Regions from separate parts of the Homo sapiens genome. Here region 1 is linked to region 2. The links are chromatin contacts, found by Hi-C or POLR2A ChIA-PET in ENCODE. All regions are on one chromosome and are shown on one strand. The core of a region is the stretch at or near the end of the contact, and the rest is flanking DNA. Distances in the headings are between cores, read along the strand shown. Region 1 holds the start of LINC02570 (long intergenic non-protein coding RNA 2570). Region 2 holds the start of DHX16 (DEAH-box helicase 16).

Region 1 (4,296 bases), core at 1,314-3,813, 180 kb before region 2:
TTTTTTGTTTGTTTGTTTAGTAGAGATGGGGTTTCACCATATTGACCACCAGGCTGATCTTGAACTCCTGGCCTCAAATGATTCACCTGCCTCGGCCTCTCAAAGTGCTAGGATTACAGGCATGAGCCACTGCACCCAGCCGTATTAGTCCGTTTTCATACTGCTATGAATAAATACCTGACACTGGGTAATTTATAAAGAAAAAGAGGTTTAATGCATTCACAGTTCCACATGGCTGAGGAGGCCCTCAAAATCATGGTGGAAGATGAAGGAGGAGCAAAGGCATGTCTTACATGGCAGCAGGCAAGAGCGTGTGCAGAACTACCTTTATAAAACCATGAGATCTCATGAGACTTATTCACTATCACAAGAAGAATAGCATGGGAAAAACCTGCCCCTCATGATTCAGTTACCTCCCACCAGGTCCCTCTCATGACACGTGGGGATTAAGGGAACTACAATTCAAGATGAGATTTGGGTGGAGACCCAGCTAAACCATATCAGACACCATTCTAATGGAAAACAGCTCAGCTGAAAGAATCCTGCCAAGAACTCATGCTACCTGTCTGTGCAGCAATTCAGAGTCATGAATTCTTGTTAAGCTATGTGATTTTTCTACGAGGATGCCAAGTTTACTTTCTGATTAATGGACCTCTCTTAATCAGAAACAAGCACAATTTACACTCATAATTTTTTGCCAAAATATATAACCTTAAACATCACCTCTCTCCCCTGCTTGTCAGTTCTCATCAATTAATCTGGTCTGAAGAAGAAAAAAAAACTCAGTTAAGGGAAACCAAGTGCACAGAGGATTTCTTGAAGAATATATTTTGCAGATTATGCAATTACAGACATTTGCAGCACTGTGAATTTGGACTGTTTGTTTTAACCCTTCACAGAATCTCTTACAGTGAATTGTGCTTTGGCAGTCGGCTCTCAGCTTGCAGGGACTCAATAAGAATGGGATGTAATGCAAAATAATTTATGGATGATATGGCACAATGTGTAGAATTTGCTTTAAAAGATCTCCAGCTGAAAAAGTGGTAGGAGTAGATTAAGTGAGTATGGTCAACTTTTGACAGTTTTTAAAACTTTGTGATGGATACAGCAAGACTCATTATATACTCACGGCTTCTGTGTATGTTTGAAATTGTCATCATAAGCAGAGTTTTTTAAAAGAGGCATAAGAAGTTCACCATTGTCTTTACTATAGGGATATTGTTAAAGATTTATTTTATTCATTACTTTGCAAACCAGTATACTTTTGACAAGAAATTAAGAATGATCTTAAAACTTAAATAATACTTATCTTAGTCCTGCCTAGTACAAAGTAAGCATGTAATAAGCAACAGTTATTGTTTATTGTGTAATGATCTCATCAGAATTCATTTGTGGGTATTAGTAGCCTGACCTCCTTGGAACTTGGAGGTTTCCTTTGATATTGGACAAAGTACAAAGAAAACAGTATCTTCTGTAAGGTTAGTTGTAAGAGGTTTTCTGGTAGCATACTGAATATAGGAAGAATTTCTGAAAGAACCTTTAAGAACTCTAGTGTCTCAATCCAGAAGGTAAAAATTTAATATGAAGTATTAAAAAAAAATGCACCATGACTAACCAGGAGTACAAAGATAGCTCTATGTTTTAAAATATATTCAAATGTATCATATTCAAATATATTCAAATTTTAAAGATAGTTTTATATTTTAAAATATATTCAAATTTATCATCTCTGTAGGCCAAAGAAAATAAGCCATATTATCACCTTGATTATGATAAATGGTTCAACTGGCTAACATTTGAAAAACAATAATAATTAGAATTATCTCTCTATACTCAAAATCAATTCCATATGAATATAAATGTGGAAATTTTTTAAAGTGCCAAATGAAAACAAGGGATGAGATTAGGGAGGAAGAAAACTACTCTGTGCTTCCTGGCTTCATCTTTGATCCTGTTCCATCCTCAGAGATTGCAGAGTAAGTAAACTGTGACAGCTCTCTCACTTTTGCATCTTGACATATTCCCCAACCTCTCTCATCTACTTGAATGCCGATTCCTTTATTGCATTCTAGGCTTTATTACATCAATTTTTCAATTCCTGCAATAACTAGATTCCATAATAAGAAAAGACTGTACTTGGCTGATTTCTTTCATAATGTACCTATTAATATTTAAGTGTGAATTCCTTAAAGCTCTTGTGATAGGCTTCTCAAGGCATGGCAACATTCCTCACCTCTCTTCTGCTGTATCATATTATATTACTGTGTCTCTGTGATAACAATAAAGAATTTGACTGCCCTTTGTCCCTGGTTCCTAGGAGGGAAACTAAATCCTTGGAATCTCCTGAGTAATATGAGTATCTTTGTTATTCATGAGCCCCTTGGATCACACCTGGGCTTATGCTAAGAGAGAACTCACGATGGGAGGTTGGTCATCAGAAAGATCACATAATAAAAGGATTGGGCCTTAGAGCCAGCCCAACCTCGACGGAGGGTGGGAGGACTAGAGATTGCGTTCAATTCGGTGGCAAATGAGTCAACCAATTGTGCCTATGTAATGAAAACTCTGGACGCCAAAATTTGGTGGAGCTTCCTGGTTGGTGAACACATCCATGTGCCAGGAGGGTGACACAACCTGATTCACAGAGAGAAGACACAGAAGCTCTGCATGGAAGACCCGCCCAGACCCCGCCCTACGTGTGTCTTCATTAGTCTGGTCCTCCTGATTTGTATCCTTTGTAACAAGCCTGTAATCGTAAGTATAACATTCTCCTGAGTTTGGTGAGTTGTTCTAGCAAATTATCAAACCCGAGGGGGTTGTGGGTACCCCCCAGATTAGTAGCCAGTTGGTCAGAGGAGCGAGTAGCCTGGGGACCTCCACACTTGTGGCTGGCGGCGGAAGTGAGGGCAATCTCATTGGGGCTGAAACCTGTAGTTAGTGTTGTGCTGCACTATTCCAGTCCCTTATCCACCTACATTCCTCATTTCCTTGTCGGGGCCTTGCTGTGATGTCTCCATTTGGGTGATTTCATAAAGGTTAGAGATGAGGGAGGGCAGATTTACCTGGAGAACAAATTCCTAGGCCTTTTGATACTTTTTTTTTTTTTGAGACAAGGTCTCGCTCTGTTACCCAGGCTGAAGTGCAGTGGTGCAATCCAGGCTCACTGCAACCTTGCCTCCCAACCCCCACCCCCACACTCTGGGCTCAAGCGATCCTTCCACATTAGCCTCCAGGGTAATTGGGACCACACGTGCGCACCAGCACGCCCAGTTTTGTTTTTGGTTTTTTTTTTTTTTTTTTTTGTATTTTCAGTAGTGAAAGGGTTGCCCAGGCTGGTCTCAAACTCCTGAGCTCAAGCAATCTGCCCCCCTCAGCCTCCCCAAAGTGCTAGTATTACAGGCATGAGCCATCGCGCCCAGCCAATATACATTCTTAACAATTTTTTACTTACCAATTCTCTGTTCTGGCTTTGTATCTCTGATTTTACTAGATTATCCCTGTTTTGGCAAACACTAACAATATTTATATAAGTTTAGCCTATATGCCTTAAAGACGTTTTCTCCTACTTCCAGAACTTTCTCAGTTGTGTGTGTGAGTACGCCTGGCTTTTCATCAAAGAGCTTTGCCGTCTTGATGCTTCCTTTTCTGTGAACACAGCAATAAATAGATTCTGCAGAACAAATGAGTGAGTAACTTTTTTTTTTTTTTTTTTTTTGAGACAGAGTCTCGCTCTGTCACCCAGGCTGGAGTGCAGTGGAGCTATCTTGGCTCACTGCAGCCTCTGCCTCCTGAGTTTAAGTAACTATTGTACAATAGTGATCACTGCCACAAAGTCAAGTATACATTGTTTATAATCTCTGAATTGAAGTACAAATTTTACTTTCTCTTTTTTTTTTTCCTTTGGAGATGGAGTCTCCCTCTGTCACCCAGGCTAGAGTGCAGTGGCAGGATCTCAACTCACTGCAACCTCCGCCTCCTGGGTTCAAGTGATTCTCCTGCCTCAGCCTCCCGAGTATCTGGGATTACAGGCACGTGCTACCATGCCCGGCTAATTTTTTGTATTTTTAGTGGAGACGGGGTTTCACCATGTTGGGCAGGCTTGTCTCGAACTCCTGATCTCAGGTGATCCTCCTGCCTTGACCTCCCAAAGTGCTGGGATTACAGGCATGAGCCACCACACCTGGCCTTTTTTTTTTTTTTTTTTAATAGAAATGGGCTTCCCCACCTACCCCCACCTGGCATGGTGGCTCATGCCTGTAATCCCAGCACTTTAGGAGGCTGAGGGGGGTGAATCAC
Region 2 (4,448 bases), core at 1,180-3,679:
ATGTGGAACATCAATATTTTACTCATCAGGAAAATTTGTTTGTTTGTTGTTAGCTCTCCAGGCTAACAAAGATATGGTTGAATAGTTATAGTCCTTCTACCACTACAAGTTGCTCCTCTCAGACTGGTCAGAGGAGGCCCCACACCTTTACTATAAAACAAAATATATGAGACAAATTGAACTTAAGCATACGCCAAAGGTTTTCAATTTACTAGCAAGAGAACAAGCCAGGTGTCAAAAGACTCAGCCAGTTCAGAGAAGGTCTGGGTAGGGAAGGAAACAGAATGATTATATTAGTAGCCTGTTAGGTAAAGGTCTTAAAAAGTTTCCAGTTGTGACCCAGGAAAACAGAGTTAGGAAGCTCCGAGGTGCCAGGGGTGCTCACAGTCCATCTCAGAAACAGAAAACAATGCATTCAAGAGGTCAGGCCAGGTGTGGTGGCTCATGCCTGTAATCCTAACACTTTGGGATGCCAAGGCGGGTGGACTGCCTCATCTGAGGAGTTTGAGACCAGCCTGGGCAACATGATGAAACCCCGTCTCTACTAAAATACAAAAAATTAGCTGGACGTGGTGGCACGCACCTGTAGTCCCGCCTACTCAGGAGGCTGAGGCAGGAGAATTGCTTGAACCCAGGAGGTGGAGGCTGCAGTGAGCCAAGATCACGCCACTGCATTCCAGCCTGGGCGACAGAGTGAGACTCCGAGACTCCCTTTCCAAAAAAAAAAAAAAAAAAGTCAGTGATGTAGATCCACTTGTGGCTATTAATAAGAACAATGTTTCATTTCCTAACAGTAGTGCCTGGTAACTGCAATTAATCACAAAAGTATGATGCAGGATCAAACAAATCAGACAGCAGAGCATCGAGTAACAAATTCAGCTTTTTGTTTTGTTTGTTTTTTTTTTTTGAGCATAGTCTTGGTCTGTTGCCTAGGTTGGAGTGCCTGACCTCGGCTCACTGCAACCTCTGGCTCCTGGGCTCAAGAGATTCTCCTGTCTCAGGCCCAGTGCGGTGGCTCACGCCTGTAATCCCAGCACTTTGGGAGGCCGAGACGGGCGGATCATGAGGTCAGGAGTTTGAGACCAGCCTGACCAACATGGTAAAACCCCATCTGTATTAAAAATACAAAAACTAGCTGGGCGTGATGGCATGTGCTTGTCACACTTGTAATTCCAGCTACTCAGGAGGCTGAGGCAGGAGAATCACTTGAACCTGGGAGGCGGAAGTTGCAGTGAGCCGAGATCGTGCCATTGCACTCCAGTCTGGGCAACAGAGCGAGACTCTGTCTCCAAAAAAAAAAAAAAAAATTCTCCTGTCTCAGTCTCCAGAGTAGCTGGGACTACAGGTGCACACCTCCACACCTGGCTAATTTTTTGTAGAGATGGTGGGGTCTCACCCTGTTGCCCAGGCTGGTCTCAAACCCCTGGTCTCAAGATATCCTCCTGCCTCAGCCTCCCAAAGTGCTGGGATTACAGCAAGAGCCACTGCACCTGGCCTTGCTTACTTTTAAATAAGCAGCCACCAGTGATTTTCTCAAGCTGTTAAGCAAAAATGCAGAACACAGTTTGCCTGTTCCTTAGTTTGGAGATTTTGTCTTTAACAACTTTCCCCAGTTCCCCAGTTTCTTCCTGCCTAGAGGTCTTCCCTTATACCTGACCTGTCTTCACTCCTGCTGCAGGCAAACCAGTCCTAGCAACGGTCACTTTTTTGTTTGTTTGAGACAGAGACTTCCTCTGTTGCTCAGGCTGGAGTGCCGTGGTGGGATCTCGGCTCACTGCAAACTCTGCTTCCCATGTTCAAATGATTCTCCTGCCTCAGCCTCCCGAGTGGCTGGGACTACAGGCGCACACCACCACGCCAGGCTAATTTTTATATTTTTAGTAGAGACAGGGTTTCGCCATCTTGGCCAGGCTGGTCTCGAACTCCTGACCTCAGATAATCCGCCCGCCTTGGCCTCCCAAAGTGCTGGGATTACAGGCATGAGCCACCGCGCCCGGCCAACAATGCTAATATGTTTTATGAGCATGGACCCGATCTTCCAATCTGAAATAGAATTTCATTCCTCCCTTACTTTGTATAGTTTTTGGCTCTATAAAATTTCCATACTTTCTTTATTATGTATCCTGTCCCTCCCCCACCGCAAAATGTAAATTTGGTAAGGAACTTTTGATTTGTCCTCTGCTATATCCCAGGGACGGAAAGCAATGAGCACACATTAGGCATCCATTAAATTAATTTCACTTGTTGAATGAATGCGTGAGCGAAGCACTCACAGACTGACCATCAGGGGGCGTCAGAGAAACTGGACAGAGGCGAAATGAAGAAAAAAGAATTACCCCGAGTTTTCAGGTATGGTTCCGCGAGGTTTGAACTCGCTCGGCCACCGTAGTGCTTAGAGGCCGAAAAAGTACAGCCCCTTCCGGGCTCCGCGGTACGGGAAGACAGCTTTGGGATGTCGGAAGATCCTAGAGGTCCCAAGGTAGCTGACTTGCGAAGCTGAGGCTCCAGCCGAGGGCTCCAGGCCTCTGACCGGCCCAGCAGTGAGCGCGGCTGCCCGACGCTTCAGGGCCGGGAGCAGGGAGCGTGAGTCGCCATGGCGACGCCGGCGGGTCTGGAGCGCTGGGTTCAGGACGAGCTGCACTCGGTGTTGGGGCTGAGCGAGCGGCACGTCGCCCAGTTTCTGATCGGTACCGCACAGCGCTGCACCTCTGCCGAGGAGTTCGTGCAGCGCCTACGAGACACTGATACCTTGGATCTCAGTGGGCCGGCCCGGGACTTCGCCCTGAGACTCTGGAACAAGGTGTCGGCAGGGGTGGGGAGGGGCCCTGTGATTTGTCCCGGTGAGGCTGGCCTAACGGTCCATCGAGAAGTTAAGAAAGCTCAGTTCACAAGCACTTATTCTTTGTCCGTTGTCGCGTAGGTACTGTGCTAGCTGCTGGACGCCCAGCTCAGTGGAGAAGATTGAGGAGGGCTTAGGTGTGTCGGGTTAAGCGCAATAGAACGGTGTTTCTCGAACTCTTAACATGCATCCAAGGTTCTTGTTAAAATGCAGATTGCGATTCAGTAGGGATCTTAGTTTCTGCATTTCTTTCTTTCTTTTTTTTTTTTTTGAGAGACACAGTCTCGCTCGCCCCGTCGCCCAGGCTGGAGTGCGGTCGTAAGATCACGGCTCACTACAGCGTCGACCTCCCTGGTTGAAGCGACCCTCCCACCTCATCTTCCCCGGTAGCTGGGACTACGGGCGCGCGCCACCACCCCCGGCTAATATCTTTTATTTTTATTTTTATTTTTAGAGATGAGGCCTTGGTGTGTTGCGCAGGCTGGTCTCTAACTCCTCAGCTCAAGCAATCCTCTCTCAGCCCCCTCAGAGTGCTGAGATTACAGGCGTGAGCCACCATGCCCGGCCCCCCTCATCTTCTGAACTTCCTTTCAGTCGTTTAATTAACAGAGGGGGCCGGGTGCAGTGGCTCACACCTGTAATCCCAGCACCCCGGGAGGCTGAGGCAGGAGGATTACTTGAGCCCAGGAGTTCGAGACCAGCCTGGGCAACATGGCGAAACCTTCGTCCTACAAAAAAATTAAAAATTAGTTGAGCGTGGTAGTGTGCACCTGTGTTTCTAGCTACTTAGGAGCCTGAGGTGGGAGGATCCCTTGAGCCCAAGAGGGACAGAGTGAAACCCTGTCTGTAAAAAAAAATAAAAAACCCCATTCAGGATGATGAAGATGGGGTGAAGCCATGAGGAAGAAAGAGAATGAATGCTGGTTAGCTGGTTTAAAACTAAGTAATTGTGCCCGGGTGTGGTGGCTCATGCCTGTAATCCCAGCACTTTGGGAGGCTGAGGTGAGTGGATCATGAGGTCAGGAGTTTGAGACCAGCCTGGCCAACATGGTGAAACCTCATCTCTACTAAAAATACAAAAATAGTCGGGCGTGGTGGCATGTGCCTGTAATCTCAGCTACTTGGGAGGCTGAGGCAGGAGAATTGCTTGAACCTGGGAGGCGGAGGTTGAAGTGAGCCGAGATCACGCCATTGCCTGACAGTGGGGCCGGGCCGCGGGGGCAGGAAAGACTAAGTAATTGCTTAAATTAGGAACAGAGCTAAGTGGGAGGGCAGAGATCAGGAGTTGCTCAGACCTCCTTATCTTCCCCTCTACTGACAGGTACCACGAAAGGCAGTGGTAGAAAAGCCAGCTCGGGCAGCAGAGCGAGAGGCCCGGGCCCTGCTGGAGAAGAACCGATCTTATAGGTTACTGGAAGACAGTGAAGAGAGCAGTGAGGAGACTGTGAGTAGGGCTGGAAGCAGCCTCCAGAAGAAACGTAAAAAGCGGAAACACCTCAGGAAGAAGCGTGAGGAAGAAGAGGAGGAAGAGGCTTCTGAGAAAGGGAAGAAGAAAACAGGGTAAGTCAGAAGCAGGGTGAGAGAGGATGGGGCAGGCTGAAGTGTTCTC

What was found. Hi-C counts contacts between places; a loop is a spot of excess contacts on that map. ChIA-PET counts read pairs that join two places held with the same protein, here RNA polymerase II (POLR2A). Pooled maps may share reads with other maps.
Region 1: a map of breast epithelium shows a loop between it and region 2 (8-fold over the local background). The contact joins the promoter of LINC02570 here to the promoter of DHX16 in region 2. A Hi-C loop is called at or near these places in 2 of 168 maps with a recorded cell type or tissue (breast epithelium and naive thymus-derived CD4-positive, alpha-beta T cell) and 3 of 50 pooled maps. POLR2A ChIA-PET finds 5 or more read pairs at or near these places in 5 of 52 experiments (B cell, GM12878, H1 and 1 more).

Annotation. Positions count from the first base shown.
Region 1 is chr6:30,846,426-30,850,721 of GRCh38, reverse strand. It overlaps LINC02570 (long intergenic non-protein coding RNA 2570), which reads left to right and starts at 2,563. Exons shown (of 3, transcript NR_134610.1): 1 at 2,563-2,754; 2 at 3,573-3,685. RefSeq lists an enhancer at 3,033-3,535.
Region 2 is chr6:30,670,987-30,675,434 of GRCh38, reverse strand. DHX16 (DEAH-box helicase 16) reads left to right here and starts at 2,429. Exons shown (of 20, transcript NM_003587.5): 1 at 2,429-2,800; 2 at 4,161-4,399. The coding sequence starts at 2,594. RefSeq lists a silencer at 337-476 and enhancers at 2,118-2,714, 3,910-4,448.